3 separate regions of the Homo sapiens genome follow, and all the other regions are linked to region 2. The links are chromatin contacts, found by Hi-C or POLR2A ChIA-PET in ENCODE. All regions are on one chromosome and are shown on one strand. The core of a region is the stretch at or near the end of the contact, and the rest is flanking DNA. Distances in the headings are between cores, read along the strand shown. Region 1 has its middle 33 kb from the start of GPR55. Region 2 overlaps SP140 (SP140 nuclear body protein). Region 3 overlaps CAB39 (calcium binding protein 39).

What was found. Hi-C counts contacts between places; a loop is a spot of excess contacts on that map. ChIA-PET counts read pairs that join two places held with the same protein, here RNA polymerase II (POLR2A). Pooled maps may share reads with other maps.
Region 1: a pooled map shows a loop between it and region 2 (2.9-fold over the local background). The contact joins two enhancer-like sites. A Hi-C loop is called at or near these places in 4 of 37 single-sample maps with no recorded cell type and 2 of 50 pooled maps.
Region 3: a loop to region 2 is called in a pooled map, with 2.6 times the contacts of the local background. The contact joins two enhancer-like sites. A Hi-C loop is called at or near these places in 1 of 37 single-sample maps with no recorded cell type and 8 of 50 pooled maps. POLR2A ChIA-PET finds 5 or more read pairs at or near these places in 3 of 52 experiments (GM12878, activated CD4-positive, alpha-beta T cell and activated T-cell).

The regions. Positions count from the first base shown.
Region 1 is chr2:230,956,097-230,960,651 of GRCh38, reverse strand. It overlaps a transcript of GPR55 not described here and the pseudogene COX20P2. Among named protein-coding and RNA genes, the nearest start is that of GPR55, 33 kb to the right of the region's middle. RefSeq lists a silencer at 2,985-3,084. Within about 2 kb of position 3,256, at least 3 of the 41 ENCODE cell types and tissues checked have a DNase peak (open chromatin) inside an H3K27ac peak, as active enhancers do.
Region 2 is chr2:230,256,248-230,260,493 of GRCh38, reverse strand. All of the region lies in intron 12 of SP140 (SP140 nuclear body protein), which reads right to left. Among named protein-coding and RNA genes, the nearest start is that of SP140, 33 kb to the right of the region's middle. RefSeq lists an enhancer at 2,634-2,703. Within about 2 kb of position 2,558, at least 2 of the 41 ENCODE cell types and tissues checked have a DNase peak (open chromatin) inside an H3K27ac peak, as active enhancers do.
Region 3 is chr2:230,796,231-230,801,097 of GRCh38, reverse strand. It overlaps CAB39 (calcium binding protein 39), which reads right to left. Exons shown (of 9, transcript NM_016289.4): 5 at 2,201-2,369. Among named protein-coding and RNA genes, the nearest start is that of ITM2C, 66 kb to the left of the region's middle. Within about 2 kb of position 2,262, at least 7 of the 41 ENCODE cell types and tissues checked have a DNase peak (open chromatin) inside an H3K27ac peak, as active enhancers do.

The DNA of each region.
Region 1 (4,555 bases), core at 2,007-4,506, 700 kb before region 2:
CTTGTAAAAATGGAAGTAATGACGTCCAGGCTCTTTACTGTGAGAGCTGTCTTACGGTGATTTTTTTTTGTTGTCATTCAGAAGTATTCGTGGTTTTATACTGGGATTCTACCTCCCTACTAATTCTTTTTCTCCTTCCCAAGGTATTTTTTTTTCCTTGCTAAAGACTATAGGAAAACATCTGAGTAACAAAAGTAAGACACAGGAAAGTTACAGAGGCCCAGAATCATAAAAACTCAGAGTACTGGCTTTCAGGTCTATGATTCTGCCTTCCCTTTTAGAAATTACTGGAAGCCTCAGTAACTTCTGTATCTTACCTTCCTGGCTGATGGTCAGTCCTCTTATACTGGTACTGCACATTTCTTATCTTGTCAGTCTAAAAAGTTGTTTCCTGTATGTTTCTTTGTCTTGAGCTCACTTTGTAAGCAACTTGAGGTCCAAGGCTCAGCCTTCCCTGACCTTGACAGCTTCCTGGAGTCTTGTGCAAAGCCAGTTTGTGATTAAGGCTCTGGGACAACGGGTCATCAGTTGAATTATATTCTTTCCTCCAGTTGGTTTGGTGTAGAATAAGTCAAATATATTTCTAAATTGCTTCTTGCCAGCACCTAAGCCCAGGCATGTACTGGTGGGTCTACTCTATGATCCAGGCTCTGATAGGGACGGGCAACCCCCAGGGAGAGCTTTTCTGAGTCTGACTTCTATGTCAAATATATGTCCAAACCCCTATTTCTCTTTAAAAACACTTCATATATCTGTCTCACAAAACCAATGCATGTGCATTGTAGATAACTTGGGAAATACAGGTAAGTGTATAAAGACAAAAATGAAAATGATCTATAAACCCATAGTCACTATTTTGATGCAATTCTTCTGGCCTTTTGCATTGCTAATACTCAGAGAGAAGGATGAAGGGTTGTTTAGCAATCAACAAAAATCAAGAATTACTGTTGCTCTGATTGTTTTCTGTGCATACAAAAAAAAAAATAATGCAGTGCTTTAGGAATGTGGCTGGGCAGGAACATGACTTTCGAAGTCAAATGCATCTGAGTTCAAAGGTCTGTCACTCACTGGACGTCCTTGGGCAAGCTGCTTCTCTGCGCTTCAATTTCCTCATCTGAAAAATGGGCCTGCTATCACCTACCTCATAGGATTGCTGGGAATAACTAAATGATTTTATGTATGTAAAGCAACTTTTTTTTTTTTGAGACAGGGTTTCACTCTGTTGCCCAGGCTGGAGTGCAGTGGCGCAATCACAGCTCACTGCAGCCTTGACCTCCCTGGGCTCAGGTGATCCTCTTGTCTCAGCCTCCTGAGTAGCTGGGACTATAGGCATGCACCACTACACCCAGCTAATTTTTAAATTTTTCTTCTAAAGACAGGGTTTCACCATGTTGCCCAGGCTGGTCTCCAACTCCTGGGCTTAAGTGATCTGCCCACCTTGGCCTCCCAAAGTGCTGGGATTACAGGCGTGAGCTAGGTGCCTGGCCTGTTGGAAGCCCTTAAACCACAACACTGGCAACAAAGTATTCGATAAATGGAGCAGCTGGAGGAGAAAAAGTGTGAGGAGGAGGAAGAAAAGTAGGAACCAAAGCTATGCTGATTTCCATTTTTGGAACTGCTGTGACCTCACACAGCACACTGTACTTCTCATTGTATTTCCAGTGGGAGAGTTCCTGCTGCTTGAAATGTGATTTATGACAGTTATAAACCAAGATTTCAGCTTGTCTTCATGGAAGAATGCCGGCTAATAAAGATAGAAAGAATGATAGAAATAGATTATCACTATTTTGTAAAGACCCTCGTTATAACTGATTCAGAAAATATGGTCAATGGGTGCTAAGGCCATAGGGTGAGAGGTCCTTGGGTATGGGATATTTACACATTACCAAACTACCATTTTGCAGATTATGTGTTAATTACAGTGGAGAGATCTTTTGGACATCACCTTAACTAAATGATCGAAATTAGGTTTATAAAATAAAAGACAAACATTGCATGTTCTCACTTACTTGTAGGATCTAAAAATGGAAACAATCGAACTCATGGAGGTAGACAGTTAGGATGGTTACCAGAGTGTGGGAAGGGGAGTGGTGGTGGTTGCAGGGGTGGGGGCACTGTCAGAGGGAGGTAGGAATGGTTAATGGGTACAACAAATAGAAAGAATGAATAAGACCTACTTTTGATAGCACAACAGGGTGACTATAGTCAATAATAACTGAAATGAACATTTAACAATAACTAAAAGAGTATAATTGGAATGTTTGTAACACAGAGGATAAATGCTTGAGGGGGATGGATACCCCATTCTCCATGATTTTACAATTGCATGTCTGTATCAAAACATCTCATATATCCCATAAATATATACACCTACATTGTACCCATAAACATTTAAAAAAATTTTTTAAAGTTAGGTTTACAAATAATGAGACTAACATTATATGCCTGCTGATGTGATAACAGTAGTACTCTCTTATGTGTGGTTTCACTATCCTGAGTTTTAGCCACAGCCTGAAAATGTTAAATTTAAAACTCCACAAATAATTCAAAAATTTTCTTCCTTTCTTTCTTTATTTATTACAACTTAAACTTTATTTACTTGATTGAGAGCTTATTGTACATAAAATGTTTTATGTGGTTGAGCTTAGCTTTGTTCACACTGACTTCAGGGAGTCTGATTTCTATGCTCAAGATTGTTCAATTGCTGCTGTTGCCCTTGGTTTCTTTTCTTTCAGGATCAAGATGGGTACTTTCACATAATATCTTATTTTTAATTCCTTCTCTGGCAATTCTTTCCTGGATTCTTTGCTTTGCATAATTATACCTACAATGAAACCAGCATCCCAAAGTCACCAAGATAAATCCTCCTACTCCAACATCACATGATTTTCTAATTCTACTAGTTAACAAAAAAAAAGTCCAAAGCCAGCCACAACAGATCCTAATGAACCATACAATATTGAATCCCGGGCACAGGGAATATTTTCAACACCTGAAATGCCTAGGAGCTTAAAGAGCTTCCCCTTCGCGGGCTCGCCGGGCTCCGGAGCGGCGGCCACGGGGACGACTCCCCGCCTCCACCCGCCCAGCACCGCCGGCGCCGCGGGAGAAGGAAGACCGGCCAGCCGCGCCCCTCCCCGTCCCGCCCAAATTCACAAGTTTTAAATCACGCGCTGTTCTGAGCAGCGCAGTGAAATCTCTCGCTGTCCCGCTCCATCCTGCTCAGGAGGTGAATCATCCCTCTGTCCCGCGTATCCATGCTGGAGACACCACCGGCCGTCAGTGATCGACTGTCATGGTATCGCAGTGCCGGTGTTCAAGGAACCCTTATTTTACTAAATAATGTCCCCAAAGCACAAGCGTAGTGATGCCAGCAATTCGGATATGCCAAAGAGAAGACCTCAAGTGCTTCCTTTAAGCGAAAAGGCAAAAGTTCTCAAGAAACAAAATCATTTGCTGAGATTGCCAAAAATCTATGGTCAGAATAAAATTTCTAATTCTGAAATTGTAAAGAAAGAAAAAGAATGTGTGCTGGTTTTGCTGTTGTACCTCAGACTGCAAAAGTGATGACCACAGTGCGTGATAAGTGCTTAGTTAAGACGAAAAAGGCATTACATTCGTGGGTGGAAGACCTGAACAGAAACTACTTCTGATTGGCGGCAGTCAGGCTTGGTACTCTCTGCAGTTTCAGGCATCCACAGGGGGATCTTAGAACTGAAAAAAAAAAAAAGGTTAATCTGAATTACATCATGAGGCAGTAATTAGGCAAATAGAGATTCCAGAATAGTCCGTTAGGCTCTCCAAGAATGTCAACGTCATGAAAGACGAAAAAAGGTAGGGAGACAGCTCTAGATGAAAAGGTATTAAACAGTCAAATACAACACATGAACCCTGATTAAATGCAAGATAAAGATTTTTTTAAAATACAGATTATGAGATAATATTATTGTATCCATGTTAAATGTTAAATTTCTTCATTGTGATCATGGTATTGGGTTATGTAAGGAATGTTCTTCTTTTAGGAGCTGCAGGTGAAGTATTTAGGGGTGAAGTGAGCATATGTCTGCAACTTACTCCAAACGCTTCAGCAAAAATGTATATATATTTAGTGAAGGGTAATTGGGTGTTTGTTTAACTGATTTTCAACTTTTCTGCAAGTTTGATATTTAAAAAAATTAAAAGATTGCCAGGAGTGGTGGCTCATGCCTATAATCCCAACACTTTGGGAGGCTGGAGGCGGGTGGATCACTTGAGGTCAGGAGTTTGAGACCAGCCTGGCCAACATGGTGAAACTGCCAACTCTACTAAAAATACAAAAAATTAGCTGGGTGTGGTGGTGCATGTCTGTAGTCCCAGGTACTCGGGAGGCTGGGGCAGGAAAATTGCTTGAACCCAGGAGGCAGAGGTCGCAGTGAGCTGAGATTTCACCACTGCACTCCAGCCTGGGCAACAGAGTGAGACTCTATCTCAAATAAATAAATAAATAAATAAATAAAGTAAATAAAATAAATTTGGGAATAAAATCCTGCTTTCAGGTAAATGTTAGAACAAGACC
Region 2 (4,246 bases), core at 1,309-3,808:
CCCAAAAGCAAATGAAAGAAAAACAAAGATAAATAGCTGGGACTTAATTAAACCTAAGAGCTTTTGCACAGCAAAAGGAACAGTCAGCAGAGTAAACAGACAACCCACAGAGTGGGAGAAAATCTTCACAATCTATACATCTGACAAAAGACTAATATCCATAATCTACAATGAACTTAAACAAATCAGTAAGAAAAAAACAAACAATCCCATCAAAAAGTGGGCTAAGGACATGAATAGACAGTTCGTAAAAGAAGATATACAAATGGCCAATGAACATATGAAAAAATTGCTCAACATCACCAATGATCAGGGAAATGCAAATCAAAACCACAATGCGATACCACCTCACTCCTTAAGAATGGCCATAATCAAAAAATCAAAAACAGTAGATGCTGGCATGGATGCAGTGAATAGGGAACACTTCTACACTGCTGATGGGAATGTAAACTAGTACAGCTGCTATGGAAAACAGTGTAGAGATTCCTTAAAGAACTAAAAATAGAACTACCATTTGATCCAGCAATCCCACTACTGGGTATCTATCCAGAGGAAAAGAAGTCATTATTCGAAAAAGATACTTGCACATGCATGTTTATAGCAGTACAATTCACAATTGCAAAATTGTGGAACCAACCCAAATGCCCACCAATTAACAAGTGGATAAAGAAACTGTGGTATATATGTATGTATGTGGTATATATATATATATATATATATATGATGGAATACTACGCAGCCATAAAAAGGAATGAATTAACAGCATTTGCAGTGACCTGGATGAGATTGGAGACTATTTTTTTTTTTGAGATGGAGTCTCGTTCTGTCACCCAGGCTGGAGTGCAGTGGTGTGATCTCAGCTCATTACCACCTCCACCTCCCGGGTTCAAGCAATTCTCCTGCCTCAGCCCCTGCTAGTAGCTGGGATTACAGGCACACACTACCATGCCTGACTAATTTTTGTATTTTTTTTTTTTTAGCGGAGGCGGGGTTTTGCCATGTTGGCCAGGTTGGTCTCAAACTCCTGACCTCAGGTGATCCATCCATCTCAGCCTCCCAAAGTGCTGGGACTACAGGCGTGAGCCACCGTGCCCGGCTTGGAGACTATCATCCTAAGTGAAGTAACTCAGGAAAGGAAAACCAAACACTGTATGTTCTCACTGATACGTGGGAGCTAAGCTATGAGGACGCAAAGGTGTAAGAATGATGCAATGGACTTTGGGGACTTGGAGGGAAGAGTGGGAGGGGTGCGAGGGATAGAAGACTACAAATATGGTGCAGCGTATACTGCTCAGGTGATGGGTGCACCAAAATCTCACAAATCACCACTAAAGAACTTACCCATGTAACCAGATACAACCTGTACCCCAATAACTTACGGAAAAATAAAAATAAATAAATAAATAAATAAACAAACAGGCCATGCTCTAGGGGTATCACTTCAAAACGTGACAGACATCAAAGAGCCATTGCTAGTAGCCACATCTCATCCTAGTTGCCTCAAAGCAATTGCAGGTGACTGCATTAGTCCATGGTTCTGGAGATTTTGTACTTGGATCAACTTTAACTCTGTTCCCGTTTAGAAAAAAAAAAAAGTGCAGCTTGCTGCACTCATTTAATTTTACGTAAACACATTCTTTGAGGCTGAAGCAAACATGATTGATTTTCAATGTGAAAATAAAATATATAAACTGTTCTTGGAGTTATTTCTAAACAGAACCATATCAGAATCATCTATTTTAAAAATATATGATTCATCAAATGAATCTTCGGCCAACAATTGTTCAGTAACAATGTTAACAGCACATGTGGGAAAGCCACGTTTTCCAGGATTTGACATTTTCAGTGATCAACAATTACTGTATTTTGTAAATGGAAATACCACTACTAAAACCAGAATGCTATAATTAGAAGAATGTCTTTTGTTTCCAAAGTCAATATATTAGAGTGATGTGAAAATAATAATAAAAGCAAGATATTTCATGGCAAATTTACTTGGGATAAACGCTGCAGCCACAAGGGTGGCTGGTGAGTATTCTTGGAGCAAAAGGGAATAAATAGGATAGTATTGCAAGCAGCACAATTCTGCTGCTAATTAAAAACTTTCAACAGTTGTCTGCCATTCCATTAACGTATTGTAAAACATCATTACTTTTTCTTATGTCATCCTTTGCAAGGATAACACTCTCAATCTAGCAACTCTATAACTCCTACTCAGTGAAGGGGAATCCTAGGATTTTGTTTCCAGGGTCCTCTTCCAGAAAAGACATCTTGGATGGGGAAAATACTTGATGGTGCCTCCTGCAGCTTTAGATGAGAGATTTCCTAAAGGGGAAACTGATAATTGAAAGTTGCTACACTTCTAGGAAAACTCATTATTGTTTGGCCATATGGTCAATAACAACCAGAATCATCCCAATTAATCAACAATAGCTTCTGGCCAGTACACAGGCCTCTGAAAGCCAGCCAACCATTGACTTCCCCATGCTTCTGAAAGTCAGACAGTCAGTAACAGCCACACTCCAGTGACCCTGCTTTCACTAAAGGTCAGCTAACCACTAACAAATCTCACTTTTGAAGGCCGCCAGTCACCGAGATCCACACTTCCACAAACGTTCTCTGTTCAGAGAAACTGACCCACAAGCACAACTATCCCTTAACTGAACAATAAATTCAGCCTTTCGTTTGATATTAAGTGGTGGCCCCTTATTTTTTCTTTTTTTCTTCTGAGATGGAATCTTGCTCTGTCACCAGGCTGGAGTGCAGTGATGTGATCTCAGCTGACTGCAACCTCCACATCCCGGGTTCAAGCAACTCTCTTGTTTCAGCCTCCCGAGTAGCTGGGACTACAGGTGTGCTCGACCACAACCAGCTAATTTTTGTATTTTTAGTAGAGATGGGGTTTTGCCATGTTGGCCCGGCTGGCCTTGAACTCCTGACCTCAAGTGATCCACCTGCCTTGGCCTCCCAAATTGCTGGGATTACAGGGGTGACCCACTGCACCCAGCCTAAGTGATAGCCCCTTCTACTAGTGATATCTTTTTATTACTCTATGACGGCATCTATGGTTCTTTTCGGCTTTCTGGACTTTCTCTTCTTAACATCTCCTCTCCCTTACTGTCTCTTCCTCCTTCAGTGATGTGCTACATATACTTTTCATATTGCCTCTCTGTTTCTCTTTTCTGGCTCTATTTTTCTGGATATCTCCTATCTCGTATCGTAGATTACATTCAAGTATTTTCCAACTCTTGATAATGTTTCCTTATCTCTCCCTAATCTTTCTTTATTTGTTAGATAAAAGTCTCTTTCCATTGAACCCTGGTAGAGTCTCTTGGATTCCTAAAAACCCTTTGGGCATCCACATTGGACTCAGACTATGAGACCCCACCCCAACCCATGCCCACCTCATAGAACTGAAAGCCTGTAAGGAGTCATCCAGGACACTGGTCTCTGCTCTTTCTTTTTTCTTGGGTCTTATCAAACACCCGTGTCACATGCATTTCTGTGTTTCTGGCTCCTTAAAACAGCAATAACAGCACCTTCCCTATCTAAGTCTTGAGGTTTTTGTGAGTAAAATTATAACACCTATCAGAGTACTCTGAAAAACCACTGCATGATCCAATGACATAATGGAAAGTACTGGTCAAAAATACCATTTAGTCTCACAAATAGTTGATCTAAGTTCTGCCAATTAGATGGTAGAATACCATTACACTGAAGGCTTTGTCAAGTTTGTGAAAAAATCATAAAAAAGTATCTACCAGCAGAGGAATGATACCCTTTTTTATTTCCATAGAGGGAGTGAGAATAGAAATTTTTTTTATTATACTTTAAGTTTTAGGGTACATGTGCACAACGTGCAGGTTTGTTACATATGTATACATGTGCTGTGTTGGTGTGCTGCACCCATTAACTCATCATTTACGTTAGGTATATCTCCTAATGCTATCCCTCCCCCCTCCCCCACCCCACAATAGGCCCTGGTGTGTGATATCCCCCTTCTTGTGTCCAAGTGTTCTCATTGTTCAATTCCCACCTATGAGTGAGAACATGCAGTGTTTGGTTTTTTGTCCTTGTGATAGTTTGCTGAGAATGATGGTTTCCAGCTTCATCCATGTCCCTACAAAGGACATGGACTCATCATTTTTTATGGCTGCATAGTATTCCATGGTGTATATGTGCCACATTTTCTTAATCCAGTCTATCATTGTTGGACATTTGGGTTGGTTCCAAGTCTTTGCTATTG
Region 3 (4,867 bases), core at 1,013-3,512, 540 kb before region 2:
CCTGAGATGCACAGTCCAGGCCAGCTCCCCAGTGCTCTCTCTTCCAGAGCTCACCCTTAGGACACTACCTTGTTTTATGAAGCTTCCTCTTTATCAAGTAGGGGTGACCTGCCTGGCTGCCCAGTCTCCCTCTCTGGCCACCATGACCTGATAGGGCTGCTTTACCCATAGCGATCCATCACTGCCATTTTCTCCTTGGTGAGAATTATCAAAAGAAGTAACCCTAACTGAAATGAAATTATCAGCCAGGCCAGACGAGACTCACTGCAAATCCCATTTCCAGCACATAGTCAGTACATCTCTCTCACCTCTGAGCCACCTTTGCCATCTGTGCCAGAAGCATGTCAACCACATCCTGACGGGGTCAGGGGTCTTGCTGCATTCTCCCACACCACTGCTGCTCAATCCTCTTCCTTCACCCTCATGTGGCCAGAGTACTGCCACCCTCAGGCTCCTGGCTGTCCTTCCACACAGGGGAATCTCTCTTTGACACATGGTGCTGCTACACCGCCCTTCATGGCAGGTCTGCTACTTCTGAATGGGACATACCCTTCCACCGATGCATTATAAGCATGAGTCCTAGCCCACCAACTGTGGTGACACCTAAGACATCATATTGATCACTCTATGTTATAATCTCAAATTCATTTTGTTTTGCTTTGTACACCTACATACAAATATCTGGGTCCTCACCTGAGGCTTTCAACTCCCTCTTTAAGAGTTTTGGGAAATAAATTCCTGGGGAGCTCTCATACTATGACCTGATTCTCATTCAATAAATCCCTGGGGGCCTTATGACCTGATTCTCATTCAAGGTAAAACCCTAATGATCAGGTCCCCAGGTTTCATCCTATCTTTAGGGCATTCATTCACTCTGAGGTGGGACATATTTCACCCAGAGACCAAAGTGTGTGCTCATTATTTCAGGGGCTTTTCATAATCATGAAAATGAACCCTCAGAAGAAAGGTGGCCACTTCTCACTGTGATAGTGTTCATGGTTTCTGAGCATGGTCGTCTGCATATCAGTATGCTAAATACTGGTGTGTATATATGTATTTTCTTTGGGCTGTGTGTGTGTGTGCGTGTATACATTTTTTTTTTTTTTGAGATGGAGTTTCGCTTTTGTTGCCCAGGCTGGAGTGCAATGGTGTGATTCTCGGGTTACCACAACCTCCGTCTCCTGGGTTCAAGCGATTCTCCTGCCTCAGCCTCCCGAGTAGCTGTGATTACAGGCATGCGCCACTACGCCCGGCTGATTTTATATTTTTAGTAGAGACGGGGTTTCTCCATGTTGGTGAGGCTGGTCTCGAACTCCCGACCTCAGGTCATCCGCCCGCCTCAGCCTCTTAAAGTGCTGGGATTACAGGCACGAGCCACTGCGCCTGGCAAGTATTGGTTTATATTAAAACAGTTCTAAATATTTATTCATAAGGTTAGGCAATTTATATAAGGGAATGTAACCTACAAACGCTTGCTCTCATTGTAAAAGACTCCTGCTTTATTCATAGATTGTAAACAGCATAGAACCTTGTAACTCAAAACAAGAATCTGCACGTTGTACAGTGCTGTCACATCATGTATGTATTTAATTTATACAAATATACACCAAGGGAGGAAAGGTAGATGGGGGAGCGGGGAAGATACATTATGATTTGAATAGTGTGGGTGATTCTGTCCACGCTCTACATTTAATCGACATGATCCAGTGTGAGCAGAGATGGGAGAGGTGAATCCACTGTTTCCTCGGGCCTGTCCACAATGTGAGTATCTCTGTCCTGAATGTGGTCCTAATATTTCATGAAGTGTATATTCCAAATTAACATAAACCTGAACAGAAGCCAACTACTTCATCTGGTGCTTAACCAAAGAAACTGCTACACAATGTTTCAAACACAGGAGAAAACCTGGTTGTTACATATGCTGTACAGTATACCATACTTAATTATAATTTAACAGCAAAGTAGAATTTTGACCACACAGGACTTTTGTCTTTTAGATAGACTTTAGAATCTAACTTTTCCACCCTTTTAAAGCTGTGACTTTACTGCATATACCTCTATCACACAAACATATACAAAATGTATCTTTCTCTTCCCACTAGAGGGCAGCCACGTGTAGATTTAGGAGGGCAATGAAGGTTTAGAAAAACAGCACACCTCTGACTTTCAAGGATATTTAGAATTCTACAGTTTTTGTTACCTTGAATGTGGCAAATGCATCTGAAGCTATGTCAAATGTTGACATTTCGACATATCTGAAGAAATCATAAAACTGTTCCGACCACAAAATGATTTTTGCAAGTGGTTCATGTCTGATGCATTCTCTTAACATTATTCCACAATTTAGAGCTATTTCTGGAGATTCATACCTGCAAAAACAAAAAACCAAACAAACAAACCAAACATGATTGCTTTTTCAAAACTCCAACACTGAACAGTTCAAACTTTCAGGCCAAAGACAGTTTTCAGACATGTATCCTAACTAAATGACCATCGCAGATTACAGAAGGTATTTCAGTCGGAGCAGAGCATGTGCTCAGGTAAACTGACTCCAGAGTGCAAACACACACTGGTTGGTGATGACCGCCTTAAACCAAAGAAAAATAGCCATACGAGTGACTGTGTGACTAAAGGTTCATTATTTAAGCTGAAAGATTTCAAGAGAAGTATTTCGGGTCATACCACTCCATACAGGGGTTAGCTTTTACAGATGGTGCTCTTGACACTCAGAAAAACCAAAAGCTAAATCAAAAAACAGAAAACAAAATATTTCCCCAAATTCAGAATATCTAAATAGGTCTACAAACATATAGAATTTATACCTTGTTGTTTCAATTCAATACTCAAGATAGTACTTGGAGACTCTCAGCCACATGTAAACACTACCAAGCTGATAAGCCTCCTCCTGAGGACTTCACAAAGTGTCCCCATCAGAGAGCCCAGGGGCCACAGAGCAGGCAGACCCCCCTCATCAGCTCTCTGCACACAGCCTTCCCTATGCTCATCTCCATGTCTCTGGCTTCTTCCTTCCCCGCCATTAGAGAGACACCTCTCAGCCAAGCAAGAGGCATTTCCCCTTCAGATGTGCACAAGCCCTCTGACTGGACTCTTCCGCCCCCTCAAACACATCGCTCTCTTCTACTTCCTCTCAAGCTGCATGCACTGGCTTTCTTTCCACCTCACATTCTCCTCTAGTCATATTCCATTTCCCAACACACTAGTGAAATAACGGGCCAGCAAAGATTCCCTCTTGGCTAAATAGAGTCTTCTACTCAAGTGTCCTGACAGTGCTGTAAAAAACCAAAATAAAACCTTTCATGTTCTCCTTTCTATCTCTCTGACTGTTCCCATTTCTTGCCTGGCTGAGGTCTTCACCTGTTGCCTACAGCCTGCTAATGAAAGCCCATACAATCTCATGGCTCCCACCATGACTACTAACCCCACCTCCATGTCTACTCCTGAATTAGTTAGGCATTTTCTGTTGCCTCTGGACAACTTCCGTTAAAGGGCTACCATAAACTCAACGTGTCTCAAATCAAATCTCATCCCCCTCCATAAAATCACCCCCACCCCCCTGCTTCCTCATTTCTATAATTTGGCATCATTATTTTGTTTCAGTTACCCAGTTCTAAACCAGGTCTAACAGAAATTTCCATGTTCTGTATCTGTGCTGTTCATTATGGTGAGATTGGCCACATATAGCTACTGAGCACCTGAAATTTGTCTAGTGTGACTGTGGGGTTGAATCATAAATATTATTTAATTTCAATTAATTACATGTGGTTAGTAGCTACTATATTGGACAGCCCAGTTCTAAACCTTTCCTTCTTTACTCCAAATCTTCCCAACTTCAATGTCAGGCTTCAAAAGCCTTCAAAGGCTTTTAAAAATATTTTTCTGATTATCTTAGTTTCATTTCCTTTTATTCATTCCCACTGCTACATTAATTCATACCTGGACAATTGGAAATGATTCCTAGCCAGCACCTTTGTTCAAGCTCTGTCATAATAAATCTACCCAACACACAAGTGTATCAACAGCATTTCCAGCTTGGGAGCTTAAAATGATTTCTTCTAGCTAATCAAATAAAGACAAACTTCTGGACTTAACTATCCAGTCTTCCTCTTATTAGATCTCCTGTTCTAGCACAATGTCACCTCCCAACCTGCCACACAACTTTCAAATTCTCTCCTTATTGCTGCCAATCATGTTATGTTCATTCCTGCCCCTGTACCTTTGTTCCCAGTCATATGCCATTAGGATGCCTTCTCTCTTTTCTGCCTGTGTAAATTCTAAACTACTAGGAACTCCCATCTTAAGTCCTATTCCTTTTATCAACCCTTGCCTTATTAACCCAAACCACATTTTATCCTCTGAAATCCTGTAGTACTCATTTGTTATCTAGTAGTGGTGTCCTCTTACACATCACAGATCCTCAACAAGATAAAACCACACTCCTTGGCATCAGTGGAGGCATGCAGCTAGAATGCTGACCGGCTCTTACTTGATGGAAATATCTGCTCACAAAATGGCTGATCATACAATTCATCTTTGCTGAGCTTTAGAAGGCAGGAAAGACAAGGGTAAGACAGTTTGGTACAAGTTGAACAGGTTTTGATGGAGGCTTGTCAAGCTTGTCTAAACGATTAAACCATAAACCAGTAAATACAAGGCAAACAGTTATGCTGTATAACCTGTGAGCACTAGAGTGAACAGCATACTAACATGTAAATTGCCAGTAAAAAAAAAATCGCCTCCAAATGTAGTCTAACACTAGCAATACGACTTCAAATGCATGCTAGTATTAGCAGCATGGCCCCGCAAATAAATATCTAACAGAAGTACTCACAGCCTAAGAAGATAATCA